Linked DNA regions of Homo sapiens: region 1 is linked to region 2. Evidence: chromatin loops called from intact Hi-C (ENCODE). Cell type or tissue: GM12878. All regions are shown on one strand. Each heading gives the region's core, and the rest is flanking DNA. Links, peaks and the distances in the headings are about the cores only. Region 1 overlaps FARS2 (phenylalanyl-tRNA synthetase 2, mitochondrial). Region 2 overlaps FARS2 (phenylalanyl-tRNA synthetase 2, mitochondrial).

Region 1 (9,119 bases), core at 2,446-7,445, 76 kb before region 2:
GGTTCCTCCTATTTCAGTCTGAGCTTTCTCAGGGAAACCCTATGTCAGACCTTTATTTTCCAACTCAAACAAGTCCTCGCTGGCCAACATGGCCTGTCCATATCTCCCCCTACTTAAGCCTCCATGACAGAAAACTCAAGTTGAACACATCACAGAGGCTACTCAGTTCCTTGCTTAGTGACCAAAACATGTGCTCTCCAGAGGCCAGGGACAATAGAAATCCTAAGGGCAGCAGATTCCATCCCATGGGATTCCACACAGCCATGTGGCCGGCAGAAGGCGAGGCTGCCCTCCGCAGTGCTCTCAGTGGGGTGGCATCGGCAGCTGCCTGAACTCGGCCTCCCCAAAAATACTGCCAAATGCTGCTGGGTATTTTGGAAATCTGGCCATTTGCTTTGCCTGCTTTTATTAATCCTGACATATCGCAATGACTATACTTTCCAGCACTTTTCTTCTCTCAGGGGCTCTCCTAGGAGAAAAGGAAGTAGATTAATATTACTGCCAAGCTCTGGCCTCTACAGAGAATCAGAAATTTCAATCCGTCAAAGCAAGGAAGCTGCACACAAATTACATGGAAATTAAATATCTCCATGTGTCAAGGCAAAAAGCACAATGACAACAACAAAAAACACCCCATTCTGGTGTGAACTGGTTCTCATGACAACCACCATGTAAAGTAGGAGAAAACTTCACCCATTCTGCTGTCAACTTTAAAATTATGATCTCTCAACATCTTCTTCCTGGGCCATGATGACAGATCAAACAGAGAGAAAGAGATTGCATTTTCTTCTCCAGGTGGCTAAACAGCTCATTCATGATGCCAGTGGGCAAAATATAACAGGACAAAGGCCCCATCTAAATTCCATCACCTGTTCTATAGGAAGGTGACAGAAGACACATTACTAATCAGTCAACCACGGGAAAGAACAGAAAAGACAGCAAAGGCTTTAAAAAAAAAAAAAAGTAGATCAGAACTAAAAAGGACAACCCACAAGATACATAATTGACATTGACAATGCTCAGATGGATCAACACTTAACACAAAAGGAGGAGACAACTATTTGTAAGATACACAGAAGGGGATGGGCAGGGCAGCGACCATTAGCTGAACACCTCCTAATGTCAGGAGCGTGGCAGGCTCATTCACCACCACTCAAGAGTTGTCCTCATTTTAGTTATGGACGCTGAAGTTCAGAGTGTTAACGTTAAAGAACTTATCTAAGGTCACCAGAGGCTGAGTTGCACAGCCAGGATTTGCCTCTCGTTTCGCTAGCTCAAAAGCTGGTGTTATTCTGGAGAATAACAAGCACTGCTATAAAAACAAACATTTTCAAGATATAATGTCCAGGCCATGGAGGGGCTCCAAAGGCCAGCGGCCAAAAGTTCCAGTCCTTTATTCAGTCCTAAAGGGTAAAAAAGGCATAATTCCTTATTCTTATACTTTTATGTACAAATAGAGGCTATTTATTGGTCATTGACTAAGTGGTACACTAGGAGTTATTAATAAAAATGTGGCATCGATAGAACATATAAATTAGAACTGACTGAGGACTCTCAGTGTTTCACCATGAAGATCCCCAAGAATGGTATGATGGTTAATTTTATGTGCCAACTTGACGGGGTCACAGGGTGCCCAGATATTTCATTAAACATCATTACTGGATGTGTCTGTGAGGGTGTTTCTGGACTAGATTAATACTTGAACAGGCAAAGCGAGTAAAGCATGTGGCCATCCCCAGTGTGGTGGGCCTCAGCCAATCCATCAAGCACCTGAATAGAATAAAATGCTGAGGAAGAAAGAATTCTCTCTACTTCACTGTCCCTGTACTGGGACATCAGTCTTCTCCTGTCTTCAGACTTGGACTCCATTGGCTCTTCTGCTTCTCCAACCTTCAGATTGTGACAAACTATAATGTTTGTCCTCCTGAGCCATCTTTTTATTATATATCTGTGCTATATCCTATTGGTTCGGTTGCTCTGGAGAACCCTGACTAATATAAACAGACAATAACAAAGAAGCTTCTACTCCCTGCAGCACTCTTCAAAAGGTGGAATCTCCACGATTCCAAGAAGTAAACTATCAGTGGATCTTCAGTGGTAGCCTGAGTTGGTTGTAGACTTCACATACTATTAGGCCTTTTAATAATAAATCACTGTTACTCTAGCTACATCATTATGGATGACTTTACTGTGTGTAAATTGACATGATAGAATCAATATCTAACAACTAGATTTTAAGATTATATTTGAGACACTAAAGTTTAAATAAAAATCATTTGTACTACTATTACCAAAGGAGAGGGATACATATTCTACATAGTCCTACCACCAAATTCCCAAATGACACCTCATTGCTATCACTGAGTTCCTTTTGCATTAAAGAGATGAAAGAGTTGGGATAACTGAACTGAAGGGTCTTTTACCTTATCTGGAAATCCACAGCATAAAAATATTAAGAAGCATCACCCTGGAGAAGGTTAACCCAAGTTCCCTTGAAACTCATTCTCTCACTCAAAATCTTTATGGTGAGAAATCGTTCCTTGTCATTTGTCAAACGTAAATCTTTCTCTGCTTGATTTAAGCATAGCTCATAAACCTTAAAGAATACACACACGCTATCTAAAGTCCAACACATAACAAGATTCCAAGGGCCAGTGTTTACCAGATGGATGGCAAGATCTGCTCCCCGCAGGACCCATGCTGCCCACTGTCCCAGAGTCTGCTCTTTGGCTATCTGTCCGCCTCACCAGCTTTCTAAACAGAAACCAGCTCTTTGTATTTCCTGGTCCAGAAATGACCACAACTTAGGAATGCTCCCAGCCCTCGGAGAGAGACTTTCCACTTTTCCCTTGGTTTCCCCCAACACATCCAACCCAGCCTCCTGTTCCTACACTGCCTCTGACTCTGAACTCCTGACTTGGTTCTCAATCTCCAATCATTCTAATAACTGACATCTGGTCATACCCAAGTTAGGCAGCATTCTCTGCCTTCCTATAGCTAACTTAACCCTAACTTCCGTTGCTACTTACATAATCGACCACCAAACATAACCCCAGCATGGCAATGTGACCCAAAAGAAGTGTCACAGAAAAGTGGCAGATGTGGAAAGAGAGAGGATTGCTGAAAGAATCCAGAACAGATTTTCCAATTTACTACAGACTGAGATTGGGAATTACCTATTAAAAGCAAAAACTATCTCCTTGACCCTGACTTCAAATTTCATAATCTAATCCAGTAGCCCATAAAACCCTTTAACTAATAAGCCTATAAAACCCTTTAAACTATATAAAAAATTCTGCATCTGTGTGTGTGTGTGTATGTGTGTGTGTGTGTGTGTGTGTGTGTGTGTGTGTTTCTGGGGAGTATGCAAATTTCTCATCAGACTCTCAAATAGGAAAAGAAAAGAAAATTAGAAATCATTGCTATAGGCCGGGCGCGGTGGCTCACGCCTGTAATCCCAGCACTTAGGGAGGCCGAGGCGGGCGGATAACGAGGTCAGGAGATTGAGACCATCCTGGCTAACAGGATTTTTAGTCTCTACTAAAAATACAAAAAATTAGCCGGGTGTGGTGGCGGGAACCTATAGGTCCAGCTACTCAGGAGGCTGAGGCAGGAGAATGGCGTGAACCCAGGAGGTGGAGCTTGCAGTGAGCCAAGATCGCGCCACTGCACTCCAGCCTGGGCGACAGAGCGAGACTCTGTCTCATAATAAATAAATAAATAAATAAATAAATAAATAAATAAATAAATAATTGCTATAATGAACTACTATTGATCTTATATAAGATTATATAAAGTTTCTATAAAAACTAAAATATACAGCTAAAGACTAACATTGTATTTAGATGATGTATCTAGTTTAAGAAAACTATCTTACCTTTCAAATTCATTTAAACTAACAAAAGTTTACAATTTTGCAGAGACCTATCCCAGGATGAGTCAGGGAGATGACACAGAAAGCAGATTTTAGGACGAAGCCTCGGAGCGAAGACAATGAAAGTACCCAGTACAGGGTGCATTCTTGGTCAAATAGCAAGAGTGTAGTCTTTTACATTTGTGAGTAGACTGGGGTATCTGGACATATAATTCAACACTATGCGAGTGGCACCGGCTGCTAGCCATTTTTGAGGCTGGCTGGTAAAGAAAACTCCCTTTCACCTACAGCCCACCTGCACCTACCAAGCTCGAAATGTGAAATTAGACCACTCCATCCCTACAAGTAGCATTCGATGATACACACCAGGCAGAGAAATGCAGTTCCTAGCAAGGCGTGAAGTTTACTGTTAAAGAGCATAATTTCTCTGTGAAAATATTTTTGCTATTTTCACACATCACTTCAGCTAGTAGAAAAAAACACCGTCTCTAACTGTAATTATTTGGATTTGGTAAACCTAATGAGGCCCTCTTAGCCTTCAACAACAAATGTAGAATGTAAATGGCAATAATTTTCCTGAGATCTTAGAGAAATGAGATGTAAAGAATATTAATCTGTTTTTCTTTGGATGCTATTATTGGTTCAGGAGCACAAGCTTTTACCCTTGAGAACATCCTCTATTCTCTGTGTATTCCATCTACTAAGATCGAATAACTAGAGAGCTTTCCCATTACCTAATTGTTTTCAGAAATATTAAATTTGAATTAAGAACAAATATTTTGCCTCCATAAATATGACTTTCCCTAGCAACTCATGTAATTGCATAAATGATAGCCTATCTCCCTAAAGGCTTCTAGACATTCAGGAAAGGGAGCAAGCTGACTCTGTCACTTATCACCTACACAAAACAATCAATCCTTCATTGCCTGCTCTGTGAAAACTGAGTTGAGTCCTTGAAATATTTTCCTTTGCCAGCTGGCAAAATGCTAAACTTTGTCAGTAGAGGTCGCTGGAGGGACATGGCAAAGGAAGGTATTCTTACTGGGCACCCTGCACTTCTTTTGCCCAGATCTGCAGTGCAGGTGGCAACACAGCTCCTCCAATGGCCAGCTGCTCTCCTCGGTACCCCATTTGATCATTTTCATAGCATAGTGCTTCCCACAAGACAAGTCTCCCAAATTAACTTTCCCCACACCCAAGAAAGCAGATTTCGGTACATTCCAGAGCGTGGATATCAAGCAATTTCACCAGCATGGCACCACTACTAGCACTTCTGAGCCACTCAGTGAACCACAGCTGCGGGAAGGAGGAAGGGGCTCTTCTCTGGGTCCCCGTCTTAGTCCTAAGGGTAGCAGCTCCTCCTTATAGATAATACTTCTGGACTCTTTCATTACCTCTTACTGGCCAATCCCTGATTACCCAAGTTCTGTGTTGGAGTTTGTAATTCTTTACATTATGCTTTCCTTGATCAAGTTACTGTGCGGTTTCCATATCAGAATTGGACCCTAACAGACACATGTGCTCTTATAGCTGAGAATACCCAACTAGACAAGCAGATAGGTGAGCTGCCATGCAGTTAACAGTGCTAGCTGTCATTTTTTTCAGTGAAAGTTGACAGCCCAGAAAGAGGGAGACATTGCTGTTCTGTGCAGAATCCTGGGTTAGAAAGATCAGGCACAAAAAGAGATAGAGTGGCACCCTTAAGGAGTTGACTAACCAGCTGGAGACACCAGGCACACACAAACTAACATTTCAAGGCAGTGAGTTGCTGAAAGCCCAGTAAGGGTCATGGGCAAAACTGCTACAAGGCAGTGATGAGTCTCAGACTAAGAGCCTAATAGTTTCCATCTTGTCGTAGCCAAAGACTAATTATCTGCAAAAGCCCTGTGCCACAGAAAAAGGGGTCTCTCTCCAAACGGTCCTCCAAATCATGCTTTGCCCTCCAATAATGGGGTATTTCCCAAATCCATGGACTCCTCACTATGACCAGTTGCCTCTCACTTAACTGTCAAGACAGAGGACTACGTAAACATGTGAACAGAGAAAAATAATTTTAAAAAGGAAAAGCTGTTTGAATTTAAGTGTGTCTTTGACAGGGACAATGCTTCCTAAAATATTTTAAAGAAGAGATTAGGGAAACATGGGGACTATAATCTGTCAAAGCCGAATAAAAATGCCTTCAACAAAGCCCCTCCACATGAGGCTATTAAGGAAACCCAATAACCACACGGTGGAGAATAAAACCCTGTCACTCACTGAAAGACAGAAAAGTGATTCAGAGCAGAAAGCAGGAATAAAGAGACAACCATGGGCTCACTACAAGAGTAACAGCGGGGAAGCTTGGAAAGAGAAGCCCAAGAACAGGAGGGTTCCAGTGAACCATCTGGAAAGTGGGAGAGAATATCAAAGGCAGCAAAAGTGAGATTTTCTAATGATAAATGACAGCGGTTTTTTCTGACAAGGATGAACCACAAAGGATGCCAAAGGGGTGTTCAAAAAGAAGCGCCTCACTCCAGCGGGAAGGAATCGTGAGGGCAGGAGCAGCCTCCGTGGAAGGAGCCCCTCACCCACAGTGGTTGAGGACAGTGGTTTGAGGACAGTGGTTCTCAAACGTGTAAGTCTCAACATCCTTCTACGCTCCTAAAATCCCTCCATGAGGAAATGGCGAATGAGCATGATTATGTTTAAAGGGGTGGGTGGTATATGAACTGAACACACACCTCTTGATGAAGGGCCATTCCAGTAATGGGTTGTGGTCAAAATTATACAAAAAGCTTACTTCTCTGTACACCTTCACTCATCCTCTTTTCCGAAAAGATTTCCCTTTATTTCTGTGTGAATATTTGTAAATTATATATTAATTATGTAATATTTATAACTTCTCCACAATTATGCCTTCATTTGTTAAGGTGTAAGGTTATATATTTCATAGATTGGTAAAAATTTCAAAACATTATAGGGACTAAGATAAGGTAGGCAATGCTTTATTTTGCCAAGTACAGGCATATGCTTAAAATACTATCACCATCACTTCATAAGAGAAATTGCATTTTAACACTCAGGAAAGTGGCAAGGAAATCATCCTAGAACAGAGGAGAGCTCTTTAAAATAAATAAATATACCTTTATAAAAATTGGTATATTGCTCTTATATTTTTTATTTTCCTGTAAAATCAACAAAAACTCGGTCATGGACCAAGACTGGTTAATACACTCAAGTTTGAGAACTACTAGCAAGAAGGACAAGAAACAGATATGCACATTCTTGTATAAAATTTAAGAAAACAAGAGGCATTTAGAATTTTAAATAATAATAATAATAATGGAGACAGAATCTGGAAGAAAAGAAGGCTCATTATGAATCGTCTTAAATTCAGGAGGAAGTATTGCCTGCACATGTGTGTACACGACAGAAAAATCCTGGAAGAAACAGACCCAGAGGATGTTATCAAAGGGGAATGAAGACAAAATAAGGAGGCAAACAGTCTGCAGCCAAGACTGGAGAACAACCTGCGGAATGCCTGTCTCTCACGCAACTCCTCTGTCCATCCTCAGGGCCCACACACAAGTGTGCATCTGGTGAAACACGACAAGGTGCCACCAGGGAGAGTGGGAAAACAGAACTTGTCTGAGCACTGGTCCACACATGCATGTTTCAACTGACATTTTTAATCAGATTAAATAGACACAGGATTTGTAAGAGTTTCCTCTGGTGGGCCTGCCAAATACTTGAAATTCACCATTCTTTGCAAACTAAATGTCTCAAATGTTTTCTAAAAATTTCGTTTGGAAGCTATAGAACAGTGGTTCTCAAACATGTAAGTCTCAAAATCCTTCTATGCTCCTAAAAAGTATAAAATATTGCATTGTTTGCAAAGAATGATATGATGCCTGATCTCATTCACCCTCCTTCCACATCATAAATAATCACGACCTTGATTTTTGTGTTTATTATTTCCATATATTTTTTCACATCTACTTTTATGTTTATCTAGCTGGATTAAAGAAAAATTGTGTTTGTGTGCATAAAAAGAGAAATAGACAAAGACAGATGAGAAAGAATATAAGCAAGTCCATAAGAACACACATTGTCGGGCATGTTTTTGTTATTGGGTGCATTCTGAATATCCATTTAAAAAGATATGATAGTTTAGTACCACTCGCGGTGTACTTGTTTCCCTCAAGATTGCATTAAAACCCATCCATGTTGATACAAGTACCTCTAGATCGTTTATGTTAATTGCTATAAAGTATTCAATATAAAAACAGAGCCCATTTTATCTATCCTTGCTCCTCTTGATGGGTTTTTGAGACTTTTTAACACTTAAAGAAAAAAATGCCAAATCACATAGCATACAATTTTTGTTTTCATTGGAAACTACCAAATTACCCTCCAAAGTGGCAGTAACTATATACACTCCCAATAGAAGGCTATAAGATGGACAGTTCCTCTAGGCCTTTGGTATTGTGAGGATTATCAAATTTTGCTAATCTGCTGAGTTTGGAATCATATTTGGTTGTTTTAATTTGCATTTTCTTGTTTATTGATAAAGCTGGTCCTTGTTTATCAGCCAGTCATGTGCCTTCTTCTTACACAATAAATCATACACATAAAAGTATATGAGTATGACATGTTTAAAGAATAGTAAAAGCACACACGTGTGCTCACCACCTATATGCATTTTCAGAAAGGAGAACAGTGTCGAAAGATTGACAGAAGATTGGTAGTGATCATGTAAAAGAAAGTCTCAGGATGAAAAAAAGAATCCAGTAGGAATATGTCTGACAACACAGCAAATATCTCCACCCAGCACGTAGAAATGTCTCATAACTTTGATTATGGAGACTTTTATTAGGCAGATGTTTTAACACAATGTAGCCAACTTTAGCACTTTTTTCCCTTATGGATTTTTCTTGTTCAAGAATTCTCATGTTTATGATATTATATTCTATCAGAGTAAAAATGACAATCTCCTATATTTTCTTCCAAAAGTTTTAAAGATTTCTTTTTCACAAATGACTTATTAATCCATCCATTTGATGGATTTAGAGTGAGGTAGAGATCCACTGTTTTCCTATAGAGATAACTGTCTCAGAACAATTAATGTAGAATCCATCACCTCCCACTTATGTGATATGAAATATCACTTATATTTCATAAGTTCTCAAATATGAAGTAGAGCTGTTGCAATGTTCTCTACCCAATTAACCTTGTGCCATTACTAAACTATCTTTACAACTACACA
Region 2 (9,119 bases), core at 2,286-7,285:
GCCCAAATGAACTAATACAGTTGATAGCCATATACCACGGCTTGATCCACAGAAAATATGCAACACATTGTTAGACGTTGGAGCTGCATTGTCAGCCAAGGCTATCAAAGTGGGGTCCACCTGATACCAGCGCATGATAAGGTAAGGACACAGGGCGAGAGTAAGTACACAGAAACTTTTGTAGCAATTTGACATTGCTGTCACATTCAAGCTCATGGTCATTCTTCCGGTAATCCGTGTTTCTTATATTCTATAACAGTATCAGTGTACAGCAGATTAGAAATAAAAACTTATGGCCCTTTACCAGAGATGGTTTAGGAAGCACAAGCATGCAGGGTACCATCACCTCTTGCCTTGGCTTCCCCAGGAGGCATCCATCGGGAGTTGCTGCTTCCTCTCTTGCCTTTCCAGGGTGATGCTTCTGTGAATCACATGCCTGCAACTCAAACCCTTTGGTGATTTGCCACAGCATTTGCCCCGACCTACTAATGTCTGCATCACTGGGCTCCTTCCTGCTTCTGTGACTTCACCTAGGTCTTCCTTGTAAACATCCAGGCACCCTGGCTTCATTGTTCTTCCCGGGACACATCACTCCCTTTTTTGCCTTGAGGCCTTTGCATGTGGCATTCTCTCAAAAAAAAAGAGAGGAAGAAGAATTTTGTAGCAAGCCATTTTTAAAAAGTGAAAAAATTCTCACATCCGTGGCCCATTTTATTTGATAAACATAAAAATCTCACACCTTCCCTACTGTCCTTAAAAAATCCCCATATAAATTGCAAATAGTTGCCAATTCAAATTGAAGCAGTAGTAAGGTCAAAAACAAGCATTTACTTTAGTGTTGAGAGATCCTGACCTCCTAAAGCAATGTGGGCAGTGTAAGTAAGTGCTTTTCCGCCAACTCAGGTCATGAGCCTTGAGGCTGACCCCTGAGGCTGCACGGCAGCTTGTGTCCTAGCCCCGTGTGCCCCACCGAGATGCTGGCAGGTGCCACTCCTTTCTAACCACTACAACTTCAAGGCCAAGATGAATTAGTTCATAAAACAGGAAATCAAGTAGCTAATCAATGTGTGCTGAAGTGCTCACGCTCACTACTAAGTCAAGAAATTTAAAACTTGATGCTATTTTCTGCCTATCAAGTTAACGAACTTAAAACAGCAATACTACCCAATGTTACGTGTAGTATATGGTTAGTTTTGTACATTTGAGATTACTAGTGGCAACTTGCAGAAAACAGTATATACAATATGATACGACGGAAATTGTGCATGTGTGTGTGCACGCGTGTGTGTAAAATATCAAAATGCCTCATAGACCTTATGAAAATGTCCCTTTTATGGACAGCAATTCTACTCTGAAAAAATATCCCAAAGAACTAATGCACAAAAAGCCCACTAGAGGATAATTTATAATTGGAAAAATATATGAGCCATTCAGATCAATGACTCTCAAATGAAAGAAGAGGCCTGGCCTCCACTGAGTGAAGAGACAGCCAACTCATCAGTCATAATTACTGATGGACAGTGCCATTACCCACTCACACCCCACTGATAAGTAAAGGACTGAGCCATTGGACAACATGTGGAAAGAGCAAGTAAAGATTTTAACAAATGCCCCTCAATGGAAAATGAAGCTTCTGTAGGAAAAATATATAATAACAAAGAAAAACATATGTAATAATTTTTAAAATACCAGATTTTCATAAACAGATTACAACTACATAAAAATTATGCATTAAAAAAGAATGAAAGAAAAATTAAATGTCCTAAGTGGTTTGCATTCTGTTGGAGGGGTCTTAGATAAGTTTTCTCTCAATTTCTCCATTTTTTTTTTAGTTTTTCAGAACAAATTCGTATTTATCAGTTAAAAAATGTTAATCCTTTCAAAACCAAGCAAAGTCAAAATGTGCCCACCTCAGCATGCTGTAGGAAAATATTTATCAACAGCAGGTCAGTAAGACTCTTCTAACTTCTTTTTACCATGTGACTTGTTACTGTACAGAAGACAGTATGGAGCTAGTTTAGTAGAGAAGCAGAGAAAAATCATCCTGTCCACTAATCCAAAAGTAGGATTAAGTATATCATCTTTTTGCTCTCCCAGAAAGAAAGTGGCTTACATACTGGGACACACTGGGAATGTGAAGGGGCTTAAACACTCCAGCAGCGTGCATAAAATACTGTTATATCAAGGACAAGCATTTCTAATCCAAAATTCCAGAAACATAGTAAAGGCCCTCTGAAATGTAAATACTCATAAATTCCAAACCTGATTACCCAGTAGCTGTAACTGCTGACAGCTTACGAGGTTCACATCAATTTCAAGGGGCCTCAAGCCACCATGGAATGAGCAGGATCCAGTCATCTACAAATCATTCAATTCCCAGGGCAGCCATCACATGGCTGTTAAAAGAACCAGTAGACTGTTAATTCTCTTTCCTGCTTTGTCTCCTCAGTCATTTCATTCGACATTCACTGTGAATACTTCCCTCACTATTAATGCATTTAGCTTCAGAATCTCAACTACACAACCAAATGTGCTCATCAGATTGGGGGTGAGGGGTTCTGGAAAGAAAGGAGGAAAAACAACCCCGGAGTTGATGCAATACTGACGTTTAGATTTCAGTCACACAAGATAAATCAAGAAGCTCAAAGTTCATGCTCCCTTAACAACCTTAAACCTCTACCCTAGGCATATGGATCAGAATGGCAGTTTTATTAGGATCACAATTGTATCAAATACACACTCAAATCATGTACCACATCTACCATTATATGTTCTCCCTTTAAAATGAAAAAAAGGTTATATTCCAAACTGGAGATAAGGCAAAGCTGTAAGTTTGAATAGAATTGAATTTTGATCCGGCACTGTCTCTTGGCACTCAGTATAAATCTTCATACCCCCATCTGACTACTGCCTCAAGGCCACAATCTCTAAACTCATTCCTAATCCAGTTACATGGGAGGACAAGCATGGTCAGACAGCAAAGAAAACTCCAAATACACACTTGTAGGGGCTATAGTGGGAGAGGGGCAAGCAAAACAAGTACGCCAAGTTCTCCCAACAAGGTGTAGAGGAAAGGACACTGGACCAGGAATCAGGACCCAACTTGGGGTCCCCAGTCACCCACCATCTGTGTGATCGTGGGGAAGCTATTTGCTCTTCTTTGTCTGAATTGATTCCTCTATAAAACAAGGAGGTCTCATTCAATGTTTTGGGTGGTTATATAAATGAGTCAAAGGTCTCTGCTGGCATTACTTTCCCTAAGTTTCTCAGTTGAAATTTCCTTTCCTTTATCCCTGTGAGGTCTGCTGGAGGTTTCACATGTGGGCAGGCAAACTGTGGGATCCCACTACTTCAACACAAGGCTTTGATAAAATGCCTGGGACTATGAGGATAAAGTAGTATTTTCCCTCATTCATTCAATCAGCAGACACAAAACTACCATACACGTACATCATATACAATACAATGTGCTAGACATTTTAGGAAATGGGTAGAAAATTGTAATTTTAAAAGGTACAGTTCCTACATGAAGGCATGTAATGTTTATAATCCAACTGGATAACAAATTGAAGAAAACTGCAATGACAAAGATCTAGAACAAATTGCTAATTAATCACAGTATCTTTCCCACTGAGCCTAGGTGTGACCTCAAAATCCTTCTCCACACAAGCACTCCATTCAGCACCCAAAAGACTGTCCTCACCAGGTGAGGTGAGGTGCTTTGTGCAGTCCACAATAGGCACTCTTCTGAGCGCATGCCCAGCTACTTCCAGTGCCCTCCCACTACTGCTCCTACCAAGCTCCTTTGACTTCCACCTTCGCCTCCAAATCACTAGGTATTCCCAAAAAGAAGGGAGCCACTAAGAACCTAGTCACACTGGCTGAACACTCTTGTCAACTCACCTTTGCCAATCTTTTTAAAAGTCCGAATTCTAGGGAAAGAGGAAACACCTATACCCTTGCTTTAATCCATATCAAGCACACATCTATTTTAAATACTAATGGATGACCATTATGTTATCCTTAGACACCTAGTACATTCCTATTAACAAAGGCAATGCATGGTGTCCCTGGGCTTAAATCAATACACAAACGCGCCAACAAGTTTTTTACACACACAAACACAAACACAAACATAAACACAGCTTCTCATGTACTGTGAGAGGCTGCATCCCTAACCAAGTTGGCCATCTGGGAAACGAATGCCTTTGTGGTGGCATTGTGAATTGCCTCCACTCTTCTGGAAAGCAATCTGCCAATACGTTTTAGAAGCCATAAAAATGTTCATACTCTTTGACCCAGTAATGCCATGTCTGAGACTCTATCATAAGAGACTAATTCAAAATATGAAAATAGCTACATGTACAAATGTATACCTTTAACTGTTATTAGTAACTGTAAAAAGTTGGAAGTAACGCACATGTCAACAACAGAGTTAAATAATTAATGATGTGGCATCACAACAGAATATGATACAGCCATTCAAATGGTAACTATGGGGATTATACAGTGATAAGGGGAAACGCACATACAAAACAACTGATACAACTATGAAAAGCCACTGAACAATTGTTTAAAAACTGATTACCATGTTTTAGGGTGGTAAATGTGGGTGCTTTCCCTTCTTTATTTCTAAGCTTTTTGTAATACTGCTATGATGCCTCTATAATTAAAAGATAATCTTTTATTTAAAAATGATATGCATGCTTTGATCTCAAGGATACAGAGCCACACCAGACCATGCAGCCTGCTATGTTACTCAGGGAGGAAGAGGGACCATTAGCATTCTACGGACGCACAGGCATCATGGGCTGAGCCACACAGAGCAGTCCACGGAGAGCCACCTGGAGGTGTTGCGTACTTGGTCAATGATTGCCAAAAAATGAGCAGTGTCCATCTGCTAACCCCAGTCAATTCCCCTCATTACGAGCATCCCGAGGCAGAGAATTCCCCGGGCGCACTTCACATACTGTCAGCTTAGTTATCCATTTAAAAAATTTATTTGAGGTCACATGGGGCTGTACAATCATTTGGTTAAAGTCACAAGCCCAGATTTTCACATTGGGAGCAATGAGAAATGTCTGTGGCAAGAAATGCAATAATCACAAAGATGGAGGAAGGCAAGCAGAAGCAACTTTTCACTTTCAGAGAAGCAGGGGGCTTGGGGAGCAGCCAGCGTGGCCGCAAACACATTTGTCTAAGAAACAGAGTCGTGGGGAGGGCAGGCTCAGAGGGAGGGCAGGAGCGGCTCTCCCGAGCTGACACAAGGATGAAGACACAGGAGGTAAAGGTGTGCGCTCAGCCCTAACAAGCCTCAACCAGCAGATGGCAACCGACTTCACCTTGGGGCCATTTAGCCCCACGTGCAGCTTCAGCCCTGTGCCAGTCCAGGCACCAGTCCCACTCAGGAAAATCTCAGAGATCTCCAGTCCAGCTTCAACCAGTCAGTCCCAGGTGCTGCTCTTGCATTCTTGCCCTTCATCTCTATGTCCAGGCACCTCTTTATACCCTAGTGTCAATGCTCAAGTTCTTTTCTCTCCTCTATACCTTCACTTCCCCACTGAGTCCCTGCCAGGGAAGCAGCAGGGCAAAGAAGCTTCACATACAGGTTGTGAAATCAGACGGCACTGACTTAAAATTCAAGTTAAGCTACTCTTCTCCCTGTATGATCTTGGGAGAATTACTCTCTTGAACTTCGGTTTCCTTCTCTAAAAGATTTGTACCTGCACCACAGGATCATTATAAGGGTCAAATGAAACAACAAATGTAAACCCCAGTATCTGACACTTATGAATGCTTAATAAAAGTTTGCTATATTTACTCTCGTTCCTCAGCAGCTGGCACCCTGTGTGTCTTCTTCCTCCACTAACCCTGTCCATCGAACATGAACCACACAGTCCCGCTCTCTGTTGCTCAGCCCTCCTTATGCTGATCTCAGTCCTGAACTCAGCGTGCCTTCTGGAACCACTCCACTGCCCAAACCAAAACACTCTCATTTCTGCACCGTGAGCCGACTCTCCCTGCCAACAGTTATAGCCCCCCACACAGTCAGGAAGTGCACAGTAATTTCATACCTTGGTACCGAAGCCACACTGCCTGGTTCACAGCCCTGCTCTTTCACTCATTAGTTCATGTGACTTTGCTCAAGCTACTTAACTTCTCTGTGCCTCATCTCCCCATCTGTAAAAGATAGTAATAGTGTCCACCTCCTAAGATTGAGGAGAGGATTCAGTGTGCAAGTAAAGCTCTGAGAACTGTGCTAGCACATAATAACCAGGCACATTTTTTTTTAACTTCAACTCCCCAAGGCCAGAGGTACTTGATTAGCCTATGTCATCCCATGTCATCCGATAACCCAAGCAGCTTTGCGACTCTCTGACACAAGGGAGATGTAATCTCTCTGGACAGCAAAGCCTTGCTATCTACCACGTGGTGCACAGACCGACATGGGCACTGCCTGGAAGCCTGTTAGAATCTCAGTCCCCACCAAGCCCTACTGAAATAAAATCTGAATCTTAACATGTTTTGCAGACAGAAGTCACCTAGAGGTCTTGTTAAACAACACAACAACACAGGTTTGGATGGCGCCTGAGATTCTGCTGTTCCTAGGACCAAACTTAGGGGAGCAGAGCTCTAGAGGAAAGTTCTGAAGTAGAAGTGTTCCAATATGTGGGAAGACTGTCACCTGGAGTCTGTAAGTGACAAAGAGGGTAGGTGGGCATGACTGGTAACTGGAAAAGTGCATGGCTAAGAAGATAAATGACCAACAACATAAGGAGCTCCTTGTAAGTTCTTAAGAGGGTAGGGACCAAGTCTTCTTAATCTGTTTTATTGAGTGAATTCCCAACATGAAGGATGGTTCACCAAAATCATCTGACATAACCCTTACTTGTGTGGGGTCCACCAATTTAGCCCCATTTTCTTTGTGTGTGTGTGTGTGTGTGTGTGTGTGTGTGTGTGTGTGTGTGTATGTGTGTGTGAGATAGCATCTTACTCTGTCACCCAGCAGGCTGGACTCATTTTCAATAAAACTAGAATGTTAGTTTAAAAAAAAATTGTTTGATATTAGTTGCCACTCCGCAACCCACCCTAATATATTAAACTGCACACTTTCTGCATGGAGACAATGCAAACTGCTCTTGATAGAAGGGAATGATTTCACAATTGCTTCCCTTAGAAATGATTTTGGCTTTGATCCAGGAGATGGGGTAGGTGGGTTGGAGATAAGAATGGGGCTGGCAGAACACCTTCTGCAAAACAGTGGGCTAGGCTTTGAAAGAGAACTTGCCGTTACTTTGCTGCCATCTTCTTTGTTCTTTTAGAGACAGGGTCTCATTCTATCACCCAGGCTACAGTACAGTGGCACGATCACAGCTCACTGCAGCCTCAAACTCCTAGGCTCAAAGGATCCTCCTGCCTCAGGCTCCCAAGCAGCTGGGACTACAGGTGCATGCCACTATGCCCAAACTTTGCTACCATCTTATTTCAAACTCCCAGGATGTTGCAAACTAAGTTAAGGCATCAGAAAAGTAAGTGCCTCATTTCTATAACCCTTGACCTTTTTCTTAGTGACATAGGTAACTAACCAGACCCTGGAGGTCAACAACCAGAGAATAATAATTATAGAGAAGAAAAATAAAAGACTACAGACTAGAAAAAAATCATACCAATTGATCCAAGAGCCCCCCAAACACTCCCTCCCACCCCCAGTAAGCACAGCCTTCATTTTCTAGGACTTCAGAAATAACCAGATGTGGCTGGGCATGGTGACTCACGCCTGTAATCCCAACACTTTGGGAAGCCAAGGCAGGCAGATTGAGACCAGCCTGGGCAACATGGCAAGACCCCATCTCTACAAAACACAGCAAGACCCCATGTTTACAACATGGCAAGACCCCATCTCTACAAAAAAAAATTTTTTAAATAAAAAAAATTAGCCAGGTATAAGTAGCACATGACTATAGTCCCAGCAACTTGGGAGGCTGAGGCAGAAGGGTAGCTTGAGCCTGGGAGATGAAGGCTGCACTAAGCTATGATGGCATCACTGCACTCCAGCCTAGGCAACAGAGCAAGACCCTGTCTCAAAAAAAAAGAAAGAAAGAAAGAAAAAGGAAATGACCAGATGCCCATGACTGTTATCTAAGCAATCTGTCTCTCTCATCCAACAGTGTCCCCTGCCCCACCCACCATCTCCACACAGACACCTGTCACCTCAGTAATTAACTAAGGGGAAAAATCTGCATAAAAGTGAGAAGAGAGCTACATTCCCAGTCCCCACAACCGTCATGAAATTATCTAAATGTGAATGCCATATCAAACCCAAATGTGCTTCTCTTTGAAAAAAAACAAAATAAGGATCACCATCAGATGTCCCTTCCAAGTCAAAGGTCAGGAAGAATTTCCACTATGTCACTCTGAATCAGCAGCTGTGTATGACTATAAACAGACATAACATTTGGACATGCTTATGTTATATATACTTACATGTACACACAGAGACACATATGTCTCTGTTCTACCTATATCAAAAAAGGTTTTGGAGCAGGTAAGAAGTTCTTGTCCTCAACCACCAGAGTAATCCAATCATTTTCTGCCCTCAGTGAGGGCTCTAAGAGATACACAGCAGGAAATCTACCAGGGATCCTACATCCTTTCTCTAACTACTCACAGAGTCCTCATAGATAAATAAAATCATAGGTAAATAAAAAACAAAAAATGAAAACATTTTTAAATTTGACATCTAAACTTTCTGCTCCAACTACTGACAGAGCTCTCATATATAAATAAAAAAGGCAAATATTTAAAATTTTATATCTAATCTTTTTTTAATAGATAAAGGAATTTATTATGGAAATTGGCTTATGTGACTATCGAGACTGAGAAGTCCTATAATCTGTAAACTGGAAAACTAGCAAAAAGGATGAGTTCATGTCCTTTAGCTGGAAACCATCATTCTCAGCAAACTATCACAAGGACAGAAAACCAAACACCGCATGTTCTCACTCATAGGTGGGAAATGAACAATGAGATCACTTGGATACAGGGTGGGGAACATCACACAACAGGGCTTCTTGGAGGGTGGGGGGCTGGGGGAGGGATAGCATTAGGAGACATACACA

What was found. Peaks named below come from ENCODE experiments on the same cell type or tissue, not always from the same donor. Only the 100,000 strongest peaks of a DNase experiment are listed, where the experiment ranks them.
Region 1: it touches region 2 in a loop (6-fold over the local background); 5 of 110 quality-filtered maps call a loop at or near these places.

The regions. Positions count from the first base shown.
Region 1 is chr6:5,375,605-5,384,723 of GRCh38, reverse strand. All of the region lies in intron 2 of FARS2 (phenylalanyl-tRNA synthetase 2, mitochondrial), which reads right to left. Among named protein-coding and RNA genes, the nearest start is that of FARS2-AS1, 78 kb to the left of the region's middle. RefSeq lists an enhancer at 5,044-5,143. In GM12878, for the core only: a CTCF peak has its summit at 4,875 (motif pointing right); a DNase peak (open chromatin) is centred at 4,873.
Region 2 is chr6:5,299,653-5,308,771 of GRCh38, reverse strand. All of the region lies in intron 1 of FARS2 (phenylalanyl-tRNA synthetase 2, mitochondrial), which reads right to left. Among named protein-coding and RNA genes, the nearest start is that of FARS2, 43 kb to the right of the region's middle. RefSeq lists enhancers at 6,242-6,536, 6,486-6,545. In GM12878, for the core only: a CTCF peak has its summit at 5,322 (motif pointing right); DNase peaks (open chromatin) are centred at 5,501 and 6,041; H3K4me3 peaks cover 1,822 bases; H3K27ac peaks cover 1,591 bases.